Linked DNA regions of Homo sapiens: all the other regions are linked to region 4. The links are chromatin contacts, found by Hi-C or POLR2A ChIA-PET in ENCODE. All regions are on one chromosome and are shown on one strand. Each heading gives the region's core, a stretch centred on a gene start or an enhancer-like site at or near the end of the contact. The rest is flanking DNA. Distances are from core to core; before and after follow the strand shown. Region 1 overlaps VMP1 (vacuole membrane protein 1). Region 2 overlaps VMP1 (vacuole membrane protein 1). Region 3 holds the start of PTRH2 (peptidyl-tRNA hydrolase 2). Region 4 holds the start of LINC01476 (long intergenic non-protein coding RNA 1476).

Region 1 (2,700 bases), core at 197-2,696, 200 kb before region 4:
TAATCTTATCATTTTACCTTTTTACAGTTTTCTTTCATATTCCCTTTAACATTATTATATAAAAATAGAATATACTACAAAAGATGCTGCAACTGTTGATACATAAATCTAAGATCATAGACCAGTTTTATTTAGGAAACAATTCTACTGAATAAAATGATATGGGCAAAAAAAAAAACCAAACTTGAAATGTTTAAGATAGTTAAATGTACTTTATTTATAACATGCTTCATTTCATACTACAGGTATCAGTGCTTTTACTTTAATGTAATACAACATATAAAAACCAGATTGCCTGTGATTGTATCATTCTTCAGGTGTTAGTAAAGCAAAACTTTCTACTCAAAAAGCACATCACTTCAATAAAAGGCTAAAATGCTGAGTCCTTAATACAATAAATGCTGAGTCCTTAATACAATATTAAAACTTGCCCAGACACTTATAAAAAGACAACTGGGGCCGGGTGCAGTGGCTCATGCCTATAATCCCAGCACTTTGGGAGACCAAGGCAGGATGATCACTTGAGGTCAGGAGTTTGAGCCCAGCCTGGACTACACAGTGAGATCCCATCCTACATAAGATAAATAAATTAGCCAGGAGTGATGACCCATGCCTGTAGTTCTAGTTGCTCAGGAGGCTGAGGTGGGAGGATTGCTTGGGCTCAGGAGTGAAAGGCTACACTGAGGTATGATTGTACCACTGCATTACAGCCTGGGCAAAAGGGAGACCCTGCTTCAAAAAAAAAAAGAAAGTGAAAATAAATACAACCCACAGGAGAAAGTATTTACAAATCACATATATTTCATAAGAAGCGTGTATCGGGCCTGCAAACTCTTACAACTCAGTAATAAAAAGCAAATAATCCAATTAATAAACGGACAGAGGAGCTGCACAGATATTTCTCCAAAGATACACAAATTGCTAATAAGCACATAAAAAGATGTCTAACATCTTTAGCCATCAAGGAAATGCAAATTAAACCACAATGAGATACAATCTCATACCTGTTAGGATGGTTATAGTAAAAGACAGATAATAGACCAGGCGCAGTGGCTCACGCCTGTAATCCCAGCACTTTGGGAGGCCAAGGCAGGCAGATAGTGAGGTCAGGAGTTCAAGACTAGCCTGCGCAACATGGTGAAACCCCGTCTCTACTAAAAATACAAAAATTAGCCTGGCGTGGTGGTGGGTGGCTGTAATCCCAGCTACTCGGGAGGCTGAGGCAGGAGAATCGCTTGGACCCCCGAGGCGGAGGTTGCAGTGAGCCAAGATCGTGCCATTGCGCTCCAGCCTGGGTGACAGGAACAAGACTCTGTCTCAAAAAAAAAAAAAAAAGAAACAAAAAAAAGATAATAATAACAAGTGTTAGTGAGGATGTGGAGAAATCGGAACTGCTGGTGGGAATGCAAAAGAGTTCAGCTGCTTTGGAAAACAATCTGTCAGTTCCTCAAAAGGTAAAATACAGTTACCATATGACTCAGCAATTCAGGAATGTTCATAGTGACACTGTTAACAGACCAAAGGTTTTTTTTTTTTTTTTTTTGAGATGGAGTCTCTGTCGCTCAGGCTGGAGTGCAGTGGCATGATCTTGGCTCACTGCAACCTCTGCCTCCCGAGTTCAAGTGGTTCTCCTGCCTCAGCCTCCCAGGTAACTGGGATTACAGGTGCCCGCCACCATGCCTGGCTAATTTTTGTATTTTTAGTAGAGACGGGGTTTCACCATGTTGGTTAGGCTGGTCTTGTACTCCTGACCTTGTGATCTGCCTGCCTCGGCCTCACAAAGTGCTGGGATTACAGGCGTGAGCCACTGCGCCCAGCCTATAACCCAAATGTCTTATCAACTGATGAATGGATATAGGAAATACGGTATATGGTATACCCAAACAATGAAATATTAGCCATAAAAAGAAATAAAGTAGTAATACATACTACTGCATCAATGGAGTCTGAAAATATGCTAAGTGAAAGAAGTCAGTCACAAAAGACTACTTGTTATGATTCCCATTTATATGAAATTTCCAGAATATGCATATCCATGATAACAGAAAGTGGATTAGCAGATGAGCTGGAGAAAAATGGGGAGTAGCTGCCAATGAGTTGTGAGTTTTTTTCTGGGGTGATGATAATGTTCTAAAATTGTTTTGATAGTTGCATAGATGTGAATATACCGTTTAAATGGGTGAATTATATGATATGTGAATTATGTTTCAATAAAGCTGTTTAAGAATAGTCACCAGCAGGAACTATCCAAACTTCCAAATATTCATAGGAAATATATGTTATGAATACATATGAATAATATATTCATAGATTATAAATAAATAAATAAATAAATAATCTCATTTATTCATTCATTCATTTAGTTATGTTGCCCAGGCTGGTCTCGAACTCCTGGCCTGAAGCGATCCTCCTGCCCCAGCTTCCCAAAGTGGTGGGATTCCAGGCATGAGCCACTACCCACGCGTCTCTATATTTAATAGAAGACCCAAGAGTATTAGGAGTATTCTCATGGCCAAGTGGCTCAAATTTTTATATTTTATGAGCGGATTCAGTGACAATTTAGAATTCAAAGTCAGATATATGAGTTAGGGGGTTATATTATTAAGAAAGAAAATTCATGAAGTCACTTGATAAGATGCTTGTATAAGGTTTGTTTACCTATTCACTGAACAAATACTAACTGAACACTTTGTATGTGCC
Region 2 (2,700 bases), core at 137-2,636, 230 kb before region 4:
TCTGGTCTCTACAAAATGCAGTACAGGCTGGGAACAGTGTCTCATGCTTGAAATCCTAACACTTTGAGAGGCCGAGGCAGCAGGATCACTTGAGCCCAGGAGTTCGAGACTAGCTCGGACAACACAGTGAGATTCCGTCTCTACTAAGAAAAAATATTAGCCCAGTGTGGTGGCATATGCCTGTAGTCCCAGCTACTTGGGAGGCTGAGATGGGAGGACCACTCGAGCCCAGGAGTTCAAGGTTGCAGTGAGCTATGATCATGCCACTGCACTCCAGCCTGAGCGACAGAGCAAGACCCTGTCTCAAAAAAAAAAAAAACCAAAAACCAAAACAAAAAACAAAGAAACAAACTGTCAAAAAGCAGTAACCGGGGCATGCATTAATGTGGATTTCAGTTTTCTAAATCTGTTGGTAAATTACTGTTGGTAACTTCTATCTCTTCCTTTGTTTAACAAAAAGCCTAATAATGCTTGTTACCTAGGTCACAGGGTAGAAATATGAGATTATACTATAAAAGTGCAAATATAAAATTGCTGGCCAAAACAAAAGAAATATGAACTCTATAGTATTAGTTCATGCTCCAAGTTATAAGGTACTGTCTTTGAAGCTATTTTTATTATATTGAATTAATCCATATTAAAAGGCATGTTTGGCCAGGTGTGGTGGCTCACGCCTGTAATCCCAGCAGTTTGGGAGGCTGAGGCGGGCAGATCACTTGAGGTCAGGAGTTCGAGACCAGCCTGGCCAACATTGTGAAACTCCTGTCTCTACTAAAAATACAAAAAATTAGCCGGGTGTGGTGGCGCATGCTTGTAGTCCCAACTATTCGGGAGGGTGAGGCAGGAGAATCGCTTGAACGTGGGAGATGGAGTTTGCCGTGAGCCAAGATCGCGCCATTGCACTCCAGCCTGGGAGACAGAGTGAGTCTCCGTCTAAAAAAAAAAGAAAAAGAAAAAGAAAAAGAAGGCATGTTTCACCTTTGTTCTCTAGACCCAAGCAACTTTTGATCATACAGTTGACTTAAGTATTCAAGAGAAATGAACTACATATTTATGAGAGCTGTTAAAAAAGGGCGGGGGGGGCTAGTATAAATTGTTTAAAATGTATGCTCAACAACAAATTTAAGCTAAACTAAATTTTCTTGGCTTTCATTTAAGCATACATTAATAAACTTAAGGGCAGGAAGTTACCCAGTCTGTGCATACCCCTTTTCCTTGGCAAAAACCCAGCCTGATGTCCTGAAGACCTTGGTTTCTTCTTTTGATGTGGTGATGCTCAGCAGAGTTAATATATGAGTCATTCCTTAGGGAAAGACAGGGAGAAGAGCTTTCATGCCTTCATCAAACAAAAGGCAAATAGATTTTTTTCTAAGAAGGGTCTGTTGGTCTTCCTGAAACAGCACTGAGTCACTGCATGCTTATAGCCATAGTTATAAGCATCTGGTATCAAGTCACACCACAGCCTTAACTTTTGGTAATTTCTTTTTTGTCTTAAAAGGAGGATAGACAAATGAGCAATAAAGCAATAGTCAGAAGTCAAGCTGAATTGATAGGGAAGAAGCTGGCTAACAATTTTTTAAAAAAAGAATGATTCCACTTTATGGTATTAACTACTACAATATTTCACTTACTGAAACTATTTCACTATTTTATTTCAACCCATATGAATGCAGTTTTCCAAATAATATTTACTTTTAGCAATAGCCAAGAGTCAAAAAGTATCAGAAATGTCTATACTAAGGAAAAAACAGCTTTTAAAAAGTGCAGAATACTATACAGTACTTCCTCCTTAGGGTGCCATATACAGAGGAGGTCATAAATATGAAAAAGCAATTAAGATGTCAGATTTTTTAAATGTATAATTTTTTTTGTTTTCTTTTTAGTCATCAATTGACCTGTACTTCAGGGTAAATGTACAATTTTTAACACATATTTTAATAATGAAATAATCCCAAACTTTAAAGCAGAAACAGGCTCTGAATCTTACACAGGGGCACGTATCTCACAATTTTCTTTGTATCTAATTTATAACAAAAAGTACTTTTTTTCTATAAAAATGGTCATATGAAACAAAATGGCTCACAGATATCATTCAAAGGATAACACCTTGATGTTACAGCTTCTAATAAAACCTGATCTATTCTACAATGTAACTGAATAGTTCCCAACTTTTCTACTTCCAAACTGCTTCTAGAAAGTAAAACTAACACTTTAAACATGAGAAAATCCAATGGTTAAAATATATGGCAAACAGAAAAATTGTAAAATATATTCAGCCTTCTACTTATAGCTAAATATTTGGGTATGTTTTTAAATTATAAAATGATTGTCGATCGTTTTTCTTCTCTTTACAGTTCTTTGTCTAGAAGCTGGGCTTAACTGAAAGGGATATGGGGCTTTGTGAAGTCTTTTGCCAGGAAACTGCTCCACCTAGTGTCAAAAATTGTACATACATCACATTATATAGGAGAGTAAATTGTAGCCCATGGACTCCTTTGCTATTAAGAACAGGCTTTATAAATCCTTAATGTTACATACAGTTTACAAATGGTTCTTTAATCATCTTTTTGTCTTGTAACTTGATGAATCATAATGTACATGCATATAAGGAGCATGTCCAGAATACATTTCTCATAATCAAGTACCAAAGTTCCTGTTTTTGTTAACCTGGTTAATTACAGAATTATGAATCATATTTCT
Region 3 (2,700 bases), core at 163-2,662, 180 kb before region 4:
TCTTCCACAGTAAAAACATAAGCTACAATGCATACAATGATGCCTAGTAAGTAAGTTTCTTCCTTTCATCATCTATGCTAAGAATACACAACTAAAATCAGAGCTAATGACAATACAATTACTAGGTAGTAGCAACTGGAATATTAAATTCTATCATGACAACACCAGAAACACTTGTACAAGCTTCTTCAAATGATCAATGTAATCTGTCCACAAAAATCTCTGACAAGCCCCAAAGTAGAAATGAAAGACGTTAACATTAGGATAAGGAGCGATGCTGCCAAAACACATCAACAGTGGCCAGTCTACGTGTATTATTAGATTTTTACATGGAGTTGCAGGTAAATAAAAGATGATTGTGTAAAATCTTCTGGAGGTCATAAGTAATCTAGCAGTGTGACACAGGGCCACATATGGTTTCTGGAATTTTAGAGATTAAGTCGACCTTCACGTTTTACTGCAAATACCTCCACTGTAATAAGATATAGAGGTCGGGGTTCAGGGGTTTGGAAAGGCAGACAACTCTTTTTCATTAAAGCAGTGAAAAATCTGAGAAGTTCCTCTCCAAGGGCTCTGCGGAGCGAAGGCCCATTCCCTTGGCTACCCTGTACCACCAGAGCTTTAGATGGCACTTGCACGCCTGGATTTCGTTTAGGAGCGAATACATCTAGCATCATGCGCCAGAGGTTCGGGAGAGCAAAAACCAAACTGACAGATCCTGAGAAATAGCTCAGTCATCAGCAGGGAAGACCTTCTCCACTTACTCCAAGGTCCTGGACATCCCGGGACTAAGAGGTTCTCTAAAGAAGCCTAGCAAGGCTTCCAAGTACGCGGAGAGGAGAACGAACAGCCCGGTGTCTGGGTTCAATGTCCGGGTGACCAACCATGAGAAGGTGTCCCAAATAACCTGGCTACCGCCAGCGTGAGACATCCAGGGTGAGACATCCAGTCAGCAGCGTCCTAAAACACTGCTGGAAGTCGGAATCACAGTGCCCCAGATCCGCAATGCCTAAGTGGGAGAGCTCCGGAAGACGCCAAGCTCTGAGGACAGCCTCAGGCTTCGGTCCCCAATTCCCTGAGTTAGTTTACCTACCCGCTCCGACCCCGGCTGCTCCGGATCTCAGGATCCTGGAAGCTGCTCCTTACGGACTCTCACACCCGCCGCTGGGCTCCAGACAACCGGAACCCGCTCACGTCACTTCCGGTCCGGTCCCTCTGCCCCCTGAGACAGCCTCCAGAAGGGATACGTTCCTCCCTCCTTTCGGCGAGCTCGGTTGATCCTCGCGGGATTTCAGTTAGGCTCTTAGTGCGGGCCCTGTGGGTGTGGCAAGAGGAAGAATGACTGCTCGCTTTGTGATTCTTGATCCGGAACTTGTCACCCAGGAACCCCGGAAGAGGTAGCTCACGCGATAGAAACGTGTTCGCTGCCCAGAAGAAGGGAAGGCGCGAGTGAGGAAAGGAGGTACTGTAGGTAGGTTGGTTGGCTCCTTACAGGGCGAAGGAGACCAATATCATTATTCATTTTCTCGCCAGTAGGAACGTTTCTTTTCACCTCGTTGCATTACCCACCTTCTTCATTTTCTCCTTTATAAACTGTCTTCCGCCCAGGGGCCGCTGAGCCCTCTGTTCCTGTTCTGCGAACCGTCCTTTGGAGGAAAGGAACAGGCTGCTGGGGAGGGGAAGACTCAGAATTTCTAGTTCCCAGCAAAGCCTCCAGGCAGGCAGTATCGATGCGCTCTCTCCGAAATTGATAAAATAGCGAGCAGGCCTCATACCCTCAGCTGGGCACTTATGAATATCCCCAGCGTTTCGAGCTGTCGAGCTCTGCGTGGAAAGAATTGGTTTCTAAGAATATAGTCGAAAATTTGGGGCCGGGCGCGGTGGCTGACGCCTGTAATCCCAGCACTTTGGGAGGCTGATGTGGGCGGATCACCTGAGGTCAGAAGTTCGAGACCATCCTGGCCAACATGGCGAAAACCCATCTATACTAAAAATACAAAAATTAGCCGGCGTGGTGGCGCGTGCCTGTAATCCCAGCTACTCGGGAGGCTGAGGCAGGAGAATGACTTGAACTCGGGAGGCGGAGGTTGCAGTGAGCCGATATCGCTCCATTGCTCTCCAGCCTGGGCGACAGAGTGAGACTTCGTCTCAGAAAAAAAAAAAAAAGAAAGAAAAAATTTCCCCCCTTTTTCACACAAAGAGATTAACTAGAGAGGTATTAATCCTTACTGACATACCCCAGGCACCATACTAGACTCTGGGAATATGTTATACAGGGAAAGTGGGGCAGTGGCTTAAGGGTCAGAGAAGATTTGGGAAAGGTTTGTTTGTTTTTTTCGGTTGTAAACTGCAGACCCGGCGCGGTGGCTCAGCCTGTAATCCAACACTTTGGGAGGCTGAGACAGGAGGATTGCTTGAGCCCAGGAGTTTGAGAACAGCCTGGGCCACATAGGGGGCCACATAGTGAGACCCTGTCTCTTAAAAAAAGATTAACGGGTGGAGCATGGTGCAGAAGGAGGTAATGGGATCAAGAGCACTACTGAAATGGGTTTACTGAGGCAGGGGAATTAGAAGGCACCAAGAAGAAGATTTTATAGGATGTACTTATTTTGTTCTGCTGTCATTGCCCAGAATTATTTATGAGACAAAGAATGGTTATTTGTTTTACCTTAGTCTTAGGCACTAGGCTTATTGATACGC
Region 4 (2,700 bases), core at 32-2,531:
CTTTGTGTGCCAAATCTCTGAATGACGGACATGAGTGCCCTCCTGGGGCTGAGATTTGTTTTAGGGGCTGGAAGGTTGGTATCTGTTGGGAGATGAAGGATATAGAAGTAAGGAGTTAGGCAGGTTCTGACAGACACAAGGAAAGATTTTACTATGCAAGTTGAATAGCATGTATTTTGATCAGCTCAATTCTGAAGCTATAAAGTACAATAAAGGAGATGTTTAAAAAATAAGAGGCCAGGTGTGATGGCTCACACCTGTAATCCCAGCACTTTGGGAGGCTGAGGTGGGTGGATCACTTGAGCCCGGGAGTTTGAGATCAGCCTAGGCAACACGGCGAAACCCCGTTTCTACCAAAAATACAAAAAAATTAGGCAGGCATGGTGGCGCATGCTTGTAGTCCCAGCTGCTCTGGAGGCTGAAGTGGGAGGATCGCTTGAGCCTGGGAGGCCAATGGTGCAGTGGGCTGTAATCATGCCACTGCACTCCAGCCTGGTCAACAAAGTGAGAACCTGTCTCAAAAAAAAAAAAAAAGTGGAAGAATCCACATCTAATTTGAAACACCCAGAGCTGTGGGAATATGATAACCAGAGCACAAGAGGTACAATATTGGGGCACTTAGATAAGGGTAATTTGTATTATTGATTTGTATTCATCTCTAAGATGTGCCTCTCACTGTGAAGTTCCATGGATAAAGATTTGGCTTCAGTTTCTGTCTGGAAACCTGGCACCATTTACTTACAAATTAAAAATACAAGTGAATCATTTACATATCTCCTAGAAACCAAAGAGTTTGTATGTTATACCTCAAGTAATTTGGATAATGCCGTGGGTTGTGTTTTTTTCTTTTTTTAAATTCTAATTAAGCCGTCCATCACTTCAAGGTGATAATTTTCTCAAGTATGCTCTTCTTAAAACGATTGCATTTTATTTAGTATCTTACAGCGTGAAGAATTTTGACTCCTAGGGAAAATCTCATGTAAGTGATCATCTGTTATCTTGAGGGGAGGAGGATGGGGAGGAGTCTTTTCTGATCCTCTTCTTTTGAAAGCTATCACCCTCCCACTCTATGGGATTTAGGTGGGTCTGTCAGATACATGGGTTTAAATCCAGAACCTGCTTGATTCCCAACTTCTGTATCCTTTCTCTCCCCACAGATACCAACCATCTGGCCCTAAAACAAATCTCATCAGTTTATGAACCAGGCAGCCCAATCACAGTGCCTAATTCTCCCTATCACACAATTGGTCAAGGAGGGAGCAAGTGACATAATCTAAATTCTTTCCAAAGATGGATGCAAATGCTGGGAAAGCAAGAGTTGAATTGCTAGCCATGAGGAAAACGTAAGCCTGAGCTGTTTGCTGGCCATCTTTGCTTCCACATGGGGATGGCCTGCCTGGAAATGAAGCCACACAGAGAAAACAGAAGAGCAGTGAAGAGAAGGGTAAAAGGAGAGATCCCATGACATGATTTGCACTCTTAGATCCAGTTATGCCTGATGCAGGACCCACCCCTTGGACTTCCCATTTCCAGGAGCTAAAACTAGACTGAGTTGAGTTTCTGTCACTGACAGTTGACAGAAAATATCAACAATCCAGCCACATGGAGCCTCATGGCAGTACCACTAACCCTGGTCACCACATGAATACTGACCAGAGGTAAGCATTATTCGTTTCTGCTTTGTTGGAGGAACATTTGAGAATCTATTTTGTGTTATGTAATCTTACTTTTTGCCTCCAATGTCTACTTGTTGCAATTGCATGCAATGAAGGAACACAAAATAGACTGAATAATAAATGGGTTTTATTTTAATTGAGCACCAAGGAGTTAATATCAAGCCACAAAACTTTAGACGTTAACTTGCTTTGCTAATCATTTTTGATGACAATATTTTGAAAGAATTTAGTTCACATATGTGCTTGCAAATAAGGTGTAATCTTGCAAGATATTCAAGATTGCTCTGTCACTGGGGGTGAATGAAAAAGGTTTCTCTGTATCACTGGACATTTGAAAGAATGTATAAAAAGTGCAGGATGACTCCTTACTGGAATATAATGTTTCCAACTTTGCTATTCTAAAGTTCAAAGCCAATCTGACTCTTGATCCTTGAGTATGTGTTTTTTCTCCTCTCCAGAGGCTTTGAAGATCCCTTTGTCTCTGATGTTCTGAAGTTTCACAATCGTGTGTGTTGGCATGAGTCTTTCCCCATTCTTGTTCTGAGTGGATCCTTACACTCTGAAAATTGATTTCTTGCAGAACTATTTATTGATGGCCTACTGTGTGTCTGGTTCTATTCTACGCAATGATCAAACATACAAAATCCTTGCCATGCAGGATTTCACATTATAGGCAGGTATTGGACATTCTGCAGTGATCCAATAGGTTCCTTATTTTTTTTCTCTTCAATTTCCACTTTCTTGTCTTTTTTTTCTTCTTTCTAAAAGAGTCTTCAATTTCATCTTCCAATTCCTTTATTAAAGTTTTTGCTCCTGCTATATGTTCAATTTCCAAGGGCTCTGTATTATTTCATAAGTGCGTATCTTCTCTTATCTCTCTGAAGACGTCTTTAACAGTTTTATTATTTATTTATTTTACTTCTTGCATTATCTCAATACCTCTACATTTTGTTGTCCTGTTTATTTGTTTTGGTCTCTGTTTTTTAATGATAAAAACTTTCTTTCTCACTTGTATGTAGGGGGC

The links. A loop is a pair of places that touch in the nucleus more often than their neighbours do. ChIA-PET counts read pairs that join two places held with the same protein, here RNA polymerase II (POLR2A). Pooled maps may share reads with other maps.
Region 1: a loop to region 4 is called in a map with no recorded cell type, with 2.5 times the contacts of the local background. The contact joins the enhancer-like site here to the promoter of LINC01476 in region 4. A Hi-C loop is called at or near these places in 2 of 168 maps with a recorded cell type or tissue (K562 and OCI-LY7), 7 of 37 single-sample maps with no recorded cell type and 9 of 50 pooled maps. POLR2A ChIA-PET finds 5 or more read pairs at or near these places in 3 of 52 experiments (CD8-positive, alpha-beta T cell, H1 and WTC11).
Region 2: a map with no recorded cell type shows a loop between it and region 4 (4-fold over the local background). The contact joins the enhancer-like site here to the promoter of LINC01476 in region 4. A Hi-C loop is called at or near these places in 2 of 168 maps with a recorded cell type or tissue (K562 and OCI-LY7), 9 of 37 single-sample maps with no recorded cell type and 13 of 50 pooled maps. POLR2A ChIA-PET finds 5 or more read pairs at or near these places in 3 of 52 experiments (HCT116, WTC11 and activated CD8-positive, alpha-beta memory T cell).
Region 3: a loop to region 4 is called in a map of endothelial cell of umbilical vein, with 2.2 times the contacts of the local background. The contact joins the promoter of PTRH2 here to the promoter of LINC01476 in region 4. A Hi-C loop is called at or near these places in 2 of 168 maps with a recorded cell type or tissue (Caco-2 and endothelial cell of umbilical vein), 6 of 37 single-sample maps with no recorded cell type and 11 of 50 pooled maps. POLR2A ChIA-PET finds 5 or more read pairs at or near these places in 3 of 52 experiments (HepG2, OCI-LY7 and activated naive CD4-positive, alpha-beta T cell).

What each region holds. Positions count from the first base shown.
Region 1 is chr17:59,728,322-59,731,021 of GRCh38, reverse strand. The region is part of intron 1 of VMP1 (vacuole membrane protein 1); the gene reads right to left. Among named protein-coding and RNA genes, the nearest start is that of VMP1, 22 kb to the right of the region's middle. Within about 2 kb of position 1,446, at least 3 of the 41 ENCODE cell types and tissues checked have a DNase peak (open chromatin) inside an H3K27ac peak, as active enhancers do.
Region 2 is chr17:59,753,362-59,756,061 of GRCh38, reverse strand. All of the region lies in intron 5 of VMP1 (vacuole membrane protein 1), which reads right to left. Among named protein-coding and RNA genes, the nearest start is that of VMP1, 47 kb to the right of the region's middle. RefSeq lists enhancers at 967-1,809, 653-1,852. Within about 2 kb of position 1,386, at least 10 of the 41 ENCODE cell types and tissues checked have a DNase peak (open chromatin) inside an H3K27ac peak, as active enhancers do; they include HCT116, where a contact is called at or near this core.
Region 3 is chr17:59,706,142-59,708,841 of GRCh38, reverse strand. PTRH2 (peptidyl-tRNA hydrolase 2) reads left to right here and starts at 1,412. Exons shown (of 2, transcript NM_016077.5): 1 at 1,412-1,471. VMP1 (vacuole membrane protein 1) reads right to left here and starts at 1,188. Exons shown (of 12, transcript NM_030938.5): 1 at 1,094-1,188. RefSeq lists enhancers at 1,083-1,142, 943-1,598.
Region 4 is chr17:59,525,438-59,528,137 of GRCh38, reverse strand. LINC01476 (long intergenic non-protein coding RNA 1476) reads left to right here and starts at 1,281. Exons shown (of 3, transcript NR_110813.1): 1 at 1,281-1,658.